2 separate regions of the Homo sapiens genome follow, and region 2 is linked to region 1. A link is an interaction called in ENCODE POLR2A ChIA-PET data of the cell type or tissue named here. Cell type or tissue: B cell. All regions are shown on one strand. Links, peaks and the distances in the headings refer to the core of each region. The heading gives the core; the rest is flanking DNA. Region 1 has its middle 14 kb from the start of SCAP. Region 2 has its middle 18 kb from the start of PTPN23.

Region 1 (5,377 bases), core at 214-5,213:
GAGGCCAGGAGTTTGGAGGCCAGCCTGGGCAAAATAGCAAGACCCTGTCTTGAACAACAACAACAAAAAGCTGGGCATGGTGGTGTGGTCCCAGCCACTCGGAAGGCTATGGTGGGAGGACTGTTTGAGCTCAGGAGTTCAAGCCTGCAGTGAGCTATGATCAAGCCACTGCACTCGAAGCTGAATGGCAGAGCGAAACTGTCTCAAAAAAAACCCAAAACCGGCCGGGCGTGGTGGCTTACGCCTGTAATCCCAGCACTTCGGGGGGCCGAGGCAGGCAAATCACGAGGTCAGGAGATCAAGACCATTCTGGCTAACATGATGAAACCTCGTCTCTACTAAAAATACAAAAAATTAGCCAGGAGTGCTTGCAGGCGCCTGTAGTCCCAGCTACTCGGGATGCTGAGGTGGAGCTTGCAGTGAGCCGAGATCACACCACTGCACTCCAGCCTGGGCGACAGAGCTAGACTCCATCTCAAAAAAACAAACAAACAAACAAACAAAAACCCTGAAACCAAAAACCAAAACAATCCTAAAGACTGCTGTAGCCTAATGAGAGGTTGATATAGTTTGGGTCTGTGTCCCTGCCCAAATCTCATGTGGAAATTAATTCCCACTGTTGGAGATGGGGCCTGCTGAGAGCTGATTGGATCACAGGGGTGGATTTCCCTCTTGGTACTGTCCTGAGTTCTCATGAGATCTTTTGTTTAAAAGTGTGTAGCACTTACCCACCGCCACCCCAGACCCCATCTTGGTCCTGCTCCTGCCATATACGACACCTGCTCCTGCTTTGCCTTCCACCACGAGTGAAAGCTCCCTTGAGGCCTCCCCAGAAGCAGATGCTGCCATGCTTCCTATACAGCCTGCAGAACTGTGAGCAAATTCAACCTCTTTTCTTTATAAATTACCCAGCCTCAGGTATTTCTTTATAGCAGTGTGGGAATGGACTAATACAGGGGTAGAAAAACAGGATCATAAGGTGTGATATGGGCCATAAAAATATTCTACTAACATGAGGCTGATGTTCATAGGAAAGAACAATTATTTCCCCCTAATTTTTTTTTTCTTTTTTGTTGCGGGCACAGAAAATTGGGGAAGAATTTATGGGGGCAGTGCTATTTGAACAAGACCTTGTAATGTTCCTGTTTCATCTCTGATGGTGTCTTAATTCTTCAGGACTCAAAAATATGTTTTTCTTTCTCACTGGAATGAAGTTGCTATTCTGTGCTTTCTAGTGTAAAATAATTTTTAAAATATGGATAACATTTCAACTCATTTAAAATTTGTAGGCCAGGTGCAGTGGCTCATGACTGTAATCCCAGCACTTTGGGAGGGTAAGACAGGTGGATCACGTGAGGCCAGGAGTTCAAGACCAGCCTCATCAACATGGCAAAACCCTGTCTCTACTAAAAATACACGAATTATCTAGGTGTGGTAGTGCATGCCTGTCATCTCAGCCACTCAAAAAAAAAAAAAAAAAGAAAGTAACTTTTCTTTTTCTCTCCCCTCCCCCCACCTTTCTTTTCTCTTCTCTTCTCTTCTCTTCTCTTCTCTTCTCTTCTCTTCTCTTCTCTTCTCTTTCTTTTCTTTCTGACAGTGTCGCTCTGTCACCCAGGCTTGAGTGCAGTGGTGCGATCTCGGCTCACTGCAGGCTCTGCCTCCCGGGTTCATGCCATTCTCCTGCCTCAGCCTCCCGAGTAGCTGGGACTACAGGCGCCCGCCACCACGCCTGGCTAATTTTTTGTATTTTTAGTAGAGACGGGGTTTCACTGTGTTAGCCAGGATGGTCTCGATCTCCTGACCTCGTGATCCGCCCGCCTTGGCCTCCCAAAGTGCTGGGATTACAGGCGTGAGCCACCGCGCCCAGCCAAGAAAATAACATTTTTGGAGAGTATCTAAAATTTTTTTCTTTATTATTGGTCTTTATTTCCGGTCACTTCGTGATATCAGTTTTAATAGTCCTTTTCTGAAATAGTTATTCATTCTACTTGTTTTCCTGAAAAAAATTTTGCGTTCATATTTATAATAAGAGACTTGTATCCAGAATATGGAAGGAACTCTTAACAACTGAATAAGAAGAAGACACTTGCTGGATGTGGTGGCTCACGCCTATAATCCCAGCACTTTGAGAGGCCAAGATGGGTGGATCACAAGGTCACAAGCTTGAGACGAGCCTGGCCAACATAGTGAAACCCCGTCTCTACTAAAAATACAAAAGTTAGGGCATGGTGGCACACGCCTATAGTCCCAGCTACTCAGGAGGCTGAGGCAGGGGAATTGCTTGAACCCAGGAGATGCAGGTTGCTGTGAGCCGAGACTGCCACTGCACTCTAGCCTGGGCAACAGAGCGAGACTCTGTCTCAAAAACAGAAAGAAAGAAAGAAAGGGGTGGGGGGAGGGGGGGAAGAGGAGGGCAGGGGGAAGAAAGAATAAAAGAAAGAAGACACTTGCCGGGCACAGTGGCTCATTTCTGTAATCCCAGCACTTTGGGAGGCTGAGACGGGTGGATCACTAGGTTAGGAGTTCAAGACCAGCCTGATCAACATGGTAAAACCCCATCTCTACTAAAAATACAAAAATTAGCTGGGTGTGGTGGTGCGCACCTATAATCCCAGCTACTTGGGAGGCTGAGGCAGGAGAATCACTTGAACCCAGGAGGTGGAGGTTGCAGTGAGCCGAGATCACGCCATTGCACTCCAGCCTAGGTGACAGAGTGAGACTCCATGTCAAAAAAAAGAAGAAGAAGAAGACACATAATCCAGTTAAAAAATGGGCAGCAAGCTGGGCATGGTGGCTCATGCCTGTAATCATAGCACTTTGGGAGGTCGAGGCAGGAGAATTCCTTGAGGCCAGGAGGTCAAGACCAGCATGGACAACATAGTGAAATCATGTCTCTACAAAAAATTTAAAAAAAAATACCTGTGTGTGGCCAGGCGCAGTGGCTCACGCCTGTAATCCCAACACTTTGGGAGGCCGAGGCAGGCAGACCACGAGGTCAGGAGATCGAGACCATCCTGGCTAACAAGGTGAAACCCCATCTCTACTAAAAAATACAAAAAAAATTGGCCGGGCTCGGTGGCGGGCGCCTGTAGTCCCAGCTACTCAGGAGGCCGAGGCAGGAGAATGGCATGAACCCAGGAGGCAGAGCTTGCAGTGAGCTGATATTGCGCCACTACACTCCAGCCTGGGCAACAGAGCAAGACTCCGTCTCAAAAAAAAAAAAAAAATACCTGGGTGTGGTGGTGCATGGCTATAGTCCAAGCTACTCAGGAGGCTAAAGTGGGAGGATTGCTTGCACCCAGGAAGTTAAGGCAACAGTCAGTGAGCAATTATTGCACTACTGCACTCCAGCCTGGGTGATGCAGTGAGATGCTGTCCTATTTTTTTGAGACAGTCTTGCTTTGTCACCCATGCTGAAGTGCAGCACAATCTCAGCTCACTGCAAGCTCTGCCCCCCAGGTTCAAGCAGGTCTCCTGCCTCAGCCTGCCACGTAGCTGGGACTACAGGCATGCACCACCATGCCCAGCTAATTTTCGTATTTTTAGTAGAGATGGGATTTCACCATGTTGGCCAGGCTGGTCTCGAACTCCCGGCCTCAAATGATCCACCTGCCTTGGCCTCCCAAAGTGTTGGGATTACAGGCATGAGTCACCGTGCTTGGCTGAGACCCTGTCTCTTTAAAAAAAAAAAAAAAGGCGGAATATTGGAATAGACATCAAAGCAGACATCGGAATGGCTAACATGCGTATATAAGTGCTCAACATTATTAGGGAAGTACAAATTAAAACCACAGTGAGGGCTGGGCACAGTGGCGTGTGCCTGTAATCCCAGCACTTTGGGAGGCCGAGGCGGGCAGATCACAAGATCAGGAGTTCGATACCAGCCTGGCCAATATGATGAAACTCTATCTCTACTAAAAATACAAAAATTAGACAGGCTTGGTGGTCCCAGCCTGTAGTCCCAGCTATTCGGGAGGCTGAGGCAGAAGAATCGCTTGAACCCAGGAGGCGGAGGTTGCAGTGAGCCAAGATCGCGCCACTGCACTCCAGCCTGGGTGACAGAGCGAGACACCATCTCAAAAAAAAAAAACCACCATGAGATACTACTACATAGCCACTAAAATGGCTATATCAAAAAGACTGACAGTAACAAGTGCTGACAAGGATGTGAGGAAATAGGAACCCTCATATCATACATTGCTAGTGGGAATGTAAAATGGGGCAGTCACTTTGGAAAATAGTTTGGCAGTTTCTTAAAATGTTAAACCTAGGCTGGGTGCAGTGACTCAAGCCTGTAATCCCAGCACTGGGAGGCCGAGGTAGGTGAATCACTTGAGCCCAGGAGTTTGAGACCAGCCTGGCCAGCATGGTGAAACCCCATCTCTACTAAAAATACAGAAAATTAGCTGGGCGTGGTGGTACACGCCTGTAATCCCAGCTACTCAGGAGGCTAAGGCACGAGAATTGCTTGAACCCAGGAGGTGGAAGTTGCTGTGAGCTGACATCGCGTCACTGCACTTCCAGTATGTGACAGAGAAGACCCTGTCTCAAAATAAATAAATAAATAAATGAATAAATAAATACTATATGACTCAACCCATTCAATTCATAGCTATCTACCCAAAAGAAATGAAAACAAAGTTCTACACAAACTCTTGTGTGGTGACAAAAGTGACTCCATCTTGGATGCTAATTTGCCATGTTGACCTCAGATTAACCGCAGTCCTGTGAATGCCTCCTGATTCCTTGTTTATTTACTGTCTTTAATGTAAGAATATGTACTCACAATATATCCTACCTTTAGGTCAAAGCAACCTTGATGTTATCACGCAACTCATTCTGGCCTGTTCTAGAGGGTTGCCTTTCATTGTCTCTATAGTGCACATACCCTTTTTCCTGTGGTATATAAGTCCCGGGTCTGGGGAATAATGGTGTGGAGATCTACCTGACTTGTTGCTGACCAAGACCATGCTTGTGTCCATAAGTTCCCTAATAAATTGCCCTCTGCTGATAAACTGGATTTGTCTGCCTTGTTCTTTGGTTTCTCAGCTCCTTCTGCATTTGGGGGTCATTTCGCATATATGGCCCTTTCATGGAATAACTTGCATGGGAATATTCACAGCTGTGTTTATTATAATAGCTGAAAAGTGGAAAAAATCCAAATGTCCATCAACTGATGATAAAAATCATCATGTAGTCTATCTGTGCAGTGGAATGTTAGCAGTAAAAAAAGGAATTAAAGTACTGATACATTCTGCAACATGGGTGAACCTCAAAAGCAGTATGCTAGTCGGGCACATACCGGTAGTCTCAGCTACTCAGGAGACTGAGGCAGGAGGATCACTTGAGCCCAGGAGTTCAATGCTGTAATGTGCTG
Region 2 (5,377 bases), core at 306-5,305, 130 kb after region 1:
CTAACACACGGCAGAACATAGATGAGCCTTGAAAATACCGAAGTAAGTGTAAGAAGCCAGACACCAAATGCCACAGATTAACACGATTCCATTTACATGAAATGTCCTAAATAGGCAAATCCATAAAGGCAGAGTGGATTGGTTGCCAGGGATTGAGAGGAGGGGAACATGGGAGAATGACTGCTAATGGTACAAAGTTTCTTTTTGGGGCTGATGACAATGTTCTGAATTGTACACTTTAAAAGGGCGTATTTTATGGTACATAAACTTTATCTCAATAAAAAGAGTTCTATTGAACATTTTAAAAAGCTGGCTAGGGGCCTCATTTTCCTCATCTGTCAATGGTGGGGACAATCTAAGCTTCTCAAACTGACGGCGGGTCATGTATTGGGAGTACACAGTCCCTGAACAAACACATCCGCAGCATCTAAAGGGTTGATTTTACTGGAGTTTCTGCCCCACCATGGAAATATTAATACAAAATATTTCTTTTTTTTTTTTTTGAGACAGAGTCTCGGATCTGTCACCCAGGCTAGAGTGCAGTGGGGCAATCTTGGCTCGCTGCAACCTCCGCCTCCCGGGTTCTCGCCATTCTCCTGCCTCAGACTCCCGAGTAGCTGGGACTGCAGGCGCCCTGCCACCACGCCCGGCTAATTTTTTGTATTTTTAGTAGAGACGGGGTTTCTCCATGTTAGCCAGGATGGTCTCAATCTCCTGACCTCGTGATCCGCCCTCCTTGGCCTCCCAAAGTGGTGGGATTACAGGCGTGAGCCACCGCGCCCGGCCCAATACAAAATATTTCAATGTTAAAACATTTATAGACAACTCAACATAAAAAATATAATAATTTGGCCAGGTGCAGTGGTTCACTCCTGTAATCCCAGCACTTTGGGAGGCCGAGGCGGGCAGATCACCTGAGGTCAGGGGTTTGAGACCAGCCTGGCGAACATGGTGAAATCCTGTCTCTACTAAAAATACAAAAATTAGCCCAGTGTGGTGGCAGGCACGTGTAGTCCCAGCTACTCGGGAGGCTGAGGCACAAGAATCACTTGAACCCGGGAGGTGGAGGTTGCAGTGAGCCGAGATGGCACCACTGCACTCCAGCCTGGGCGATAGAGCAAGACTCTGTCTCAAAAAAAATAAAAAATAAAAAATAAAAAGCTGGCTAGGCATGGTGGCTCATGCCTGCAATCCCAGCACTTTGGGAGGTCAAGGTGGAAGAATTGCTTGAGCCCAGGAGTTTGAGACCAGACTGGGCAACATAGTGAGACCCTTGCCTCCTCAAAAAATTAGTCAGGCTTGGTGGCTCATGCCTGTAGCTACAGATGCAGAGCACCCAGCTACAGAGCGACAGAGCAGGACCTACCTCAAAAAAATAAAAAAAAAAGTTGCAGATGTATTGTGGAATAAAATGCAGACTCCGCATGGGCATTTTTAAAATACTTTTGTTATTTTTGTAAAACTGAAAGTTTATTATTTTGAAAGTTTTCAAATAATAAAAGCTAAAAGAAGAAACATAGAGATAAGCATACTTTAGTGAACGTTCTTTCAGATGCCCTAATAATGATATTGTTAGGATGTTGATTGGTGCTTAATTTTATATACAAGGAGTTATGCCTTAATCGGGGGTGGGTTGACATGCTATCTTCCTTGGTCTGCGCAATCCCCCTCTCTGCTTTTATTTTTATTTTTCCCACCCCATTTCCTATCCCATCCCATTTTCCATCCCCTCAACCTTTAATCTTTTTTTAAATACATACAGTGGCATGATCATAGCTTATGCCATGAGCTATGAGTGTCTGTTCTCACACTTGAGCCTCTAACTCCTAGGCTCAAGCACTCCTCCCATCTCAGCCTCCTGAATAGTTAGGACTACAGGTGTGTGCCACCATGCCTATCTAATTTTTTAATTTTTTGTGGAGATGGGCTCTTGCTGTGTTGGGGTCAGGCTGATGAACTCCTGGGCTCAAGCATTCTCCCTCTTCTGTCTCTGGAGTAGCTGGGACTATGGGCATGTGCCACGACACCCAGCCCTTTAATCATTCTTACTGGCATTTTGGGGGTGTTAGAAAATGTGTATCATTTCAAGAGATGAATTCTAATATCTATATATAAAGAGTAGTAAGTTACACATCTCTTCTTCCTAAAAGTGGCAGTCTATCAGAGAAGGGATAATGGCAGGGGCCTGGAGGGCGTGAGTGTTGGCAGGCTTGACAGTGGTGGCCCAGTGCTGTTGAGCTATGAGATTGTCACCCAGGCCTTAAAAATCTACCATGGGGATAATTGGGAAAGTCCCGTTTCCACTGCTGGAGGCCATCCCATTAGCTAGGTCGGTGAGTGTCTCAAGGGCCCAGGCTTGGGTAGGAGACAGTGGGGAAGCAGGTATTACCTGCCTCATACCTGTAAGGATGGCTGGCAGGAGAGAATGCCTGGCACAGGCACCAAGTGCTTGGTTACTGTTCGTTATTGATGTTATTATAATGTTTCTCTCACCTGAAGGTAAGACAAGATAGTAATCTTGGGCCTGAAAGCCAGCTGGCTGGTAAATTTAGAGCTTCATCCAGCGAAGTCTGGGGATCCAGACTATACTCAGGTCCTGGGCTTGGGGGAATATGCAGAGCTGTTTCAGAGGACAGACAGGAAGGGAACTGGTCTCACCAACACCTTTGGGGGTTTCCGGTTTCCCCTTCCTGCACTATTACCTCACGTGGCAGCTGAATACGCAGGGCAGGGATTCTTCTTCCTGTTTCCTCACACAGAGGAGGAAATTGAGGGACAAAGACAGGAAGTGACTTGTATTAGGCCGTTCTTGCATTGCTATAAAGAAATACCAGAGATTTGGTAATTTATGAAGAAAAGAGGTTTAATTGGCTCACAGTTCTGCAGGCTTTATAGGAAGCATAGTCCTGGCATCTGCTTGGCTTTTGAGGAGGCGTCAGGAAACTTGCCATCATGGCAGAAGGTGAAAGGTGAGCAGGCACGTCATATGGTGAAGGCAGGAACAAGGTGGAGGGGACGTGCCACACACATTTAAACTACCAGATCTTGTGGGAACTCAGAGAAAGAGCTCACTTATCATGAAGGGGATGGCCCAGGTCATTCATAAGGGATCCACCCCCATGATCCAAACACCTCCCACCAGGCTCTACCTCCAACACTGGGGACTACAATTTGACATGAGATTTGGTAGGGACATACAGTCAAACTACATCATTCTGCCCATGGCCCCCACAAATCTCATGTCCTTCTCACATTGCAAAATACAATTATGCCTTTACAACAGTCCCCTAAAATCTTATTTGTTTTTTGTTTTTTTTTGAGACAGAGTTTCACTCTTGTTGCCCAGGCTGAAGTACAATGGTGCGACCTCGGATCACTGCGACCTCGGATCACTGCAACCTCTGCCTCCCAGGTTCAAGTGATTCTCCTGCCTCAGTCTCTGGAGTAGCTGGGATTGCAGGTACCCACCACCATGCCTGGCTAATTTTTAAATATTTTTAGTAGAGATGGCGTTTCACCATGTTGGCCAGGCTGGTCTTGAACTCCTGACCTCAGGTGATCCACCCGCCTCGGCCTCCCAAAATGCTGGGATTATAGGTGTGAGCTACCGTGCCTGGCCTAATTTTATTTTTTTGAGACAAGTTCTTGCTCTGTCACCCTGGCTGGAGTGCAGTGGTGCTATCTCGGCTCACTGCAACCTCCACCTTCCAGGCTCAAGTGCTCCTCCCATCTCAGCCTCCAGAGTAGCTAGGACCACAGGCACATGCCACCATGCCTGGCTAATTTTTATATTTTTTTTGTAGAGTTGGGGTTTCACCATGTTGCCCACGCTGGTCTTGAACTCCTGGACTTGAGTGATCCATCCACCTTAGCCTCCCAAAATGCTGGGATTACAGGTATGAGCTACTGCTCCTGGCCTACTTATTTATTCATTTTAAAAATTGTTTTATCAACTCCCAAGCACTTAGACTCCAAAGTCTTAACTCATTCCAGCATTAACTCAAAAGTCCCCCAGCCTGACCAACATGGTGAAAACCTGTCTCTACTAAAAATACAAAAATTAGCCGGGCTTGGTGGCACGCGCTTGTAATCCCAGCTACTCAGGAGACTGAGGCAGGAGAATTGCTTGAACCCGGGAGGCAGAGGTTGCAGTGAGCCAAGATCGAGCCACTGCACTCCAGCCTGGGTGACAGAGCAAAAATCCTACTCAAAAAAAAAAAAAAAAAAAAAGTCTCAAGTCCAAAGTCTTAGCTAGAGATGAGTCCCTTCCACCTAGGAGCCTGTAAAATCAAAAAGAAATTATTTACCTCCAAGATACAGTGGGGGTATAGGCATTGAGTAAACATTATCATTTCAAAAGGGAGAATTTGGCCAAAAGAAAGGGGCTACAGGCCCCATGCAAGTCCAAAATCCAGAAGCCATTCATTAAATCTTTTTTTTTTTTTTTTTTTTTGAGATGGAGTCTCATTCTGTCACCCAGACTGGAGTGCAGTGGTGAGATCTTGGCTCACTGTAACCTCCGCCTCCCAGGTTCAAACCATTCTCCTGCCTCAGCCTCCCAAGTAGCTGGGACTACAGGCATGTGCCACCATGCCCAGCTAATTTTTTTTTTTTTTTTTTTTGAGATGGCATTTTGCTCTTGTCGCCTAGGCTGGAGTGCAATGGTGGGATCTCGGGTCACTGCAACCTCCTCCTCCCAGGTTCAAGCAATTCTCCTGCCTCAGCCTCCTGAGTAGCTGGGATTACAGGTGCCCACGACCACGCCCAGCTAATTTTTTGTGTATTTTTAGTAGAGACAGTGTTTCACCATGTTGGTCAGGCTGGCCTCGAACTCCTGACCTCAGGTGATCCACCTGCCTTGGCATCCCAAAGTGCTGGGATTACAGGCATGAGCCATCGCATCTTGCCTAATTTTTGCATTTTTAGTAGAGATGGGGTTTCACCATGTTGGCCAGGCTGATCTTGAACTCCTGACCTCAGGTGATCTGCCCACCTCAGCCTCCCAAAGTCCTGGTGTTAGATATGAGTCCTAAATTTCTCTTCAAAGAGTCAATATGTCAGTATGTTCCATTCTTTGCCTTCTACTTTTAAACTTAACTTCCTCATAAAGCAACCTTTTTCCATCACCTGCTCCACCCTGACTCATTCCGATTACCTGCTCCACCCTGACTCATTTCAATTACCTGCTCCGCCCTGACTCATTCTCCACCCTGACTCATTCCATAACCATTTTTCCTGCCAAACCACTTACCTCATCACTCTCTTTAAATTAGCCAATCAGAATTAGTTTAGCCTGTGCAGTCTAACCCTAGCCAATAGGGGAACAACACAGCAGCAGGAGAAATTCTTCCCCTCCCTTGCCCAGGTTTGCACTCAC

The links. Peaks named below come from ENCODE experiments on the same cell type or tissue, not always from the same donor. Only the 100,000 strongest peaks of a DNase experiment are listed, where the experiment ranks them.
Region 2: POLR2A ChIA-PET joins it to region 1 with 6 read pairs; 5 of 35 experiments call an interaction of 5 or more read pairs at or near these places.

Annotation. Positions count from the first base shown.
Region 1 is chr3:47,486,796-47,492,172 of GRCh38, reverse strand. No RefSeq gene overlaps it. Among named protein-coding and RNA genes, the nearest start is that of SCAP, 14 kb to the right of the region's middle. RefSeq lists enhancers at 2,959-3,458, 3,459-3,960. In B cell, for the core only: no CTCF peak of the experiment used is centred there; no DNase peak of the experiment used is centred there; H3K27ac peaks cover 612 bases.
Region 2 is chr3:47,360,234-47,365,610 of GRCh38, reverse strand. No RefSeq gene overlaps it. Among named protein-coding and RNA genes, the nearest start is that of PTPN23, 18 kb to the left of the region's middle. RefSeq lists an enhancer at 2,065-3,264. In B cell, for the core only: no CTCF peak of the experiment used is centred there; a DNase peak (open chromatin) is centred at 2,680; H3K4me3 peaks cover 503 bases; H3K27ac peaks cover 426 bases.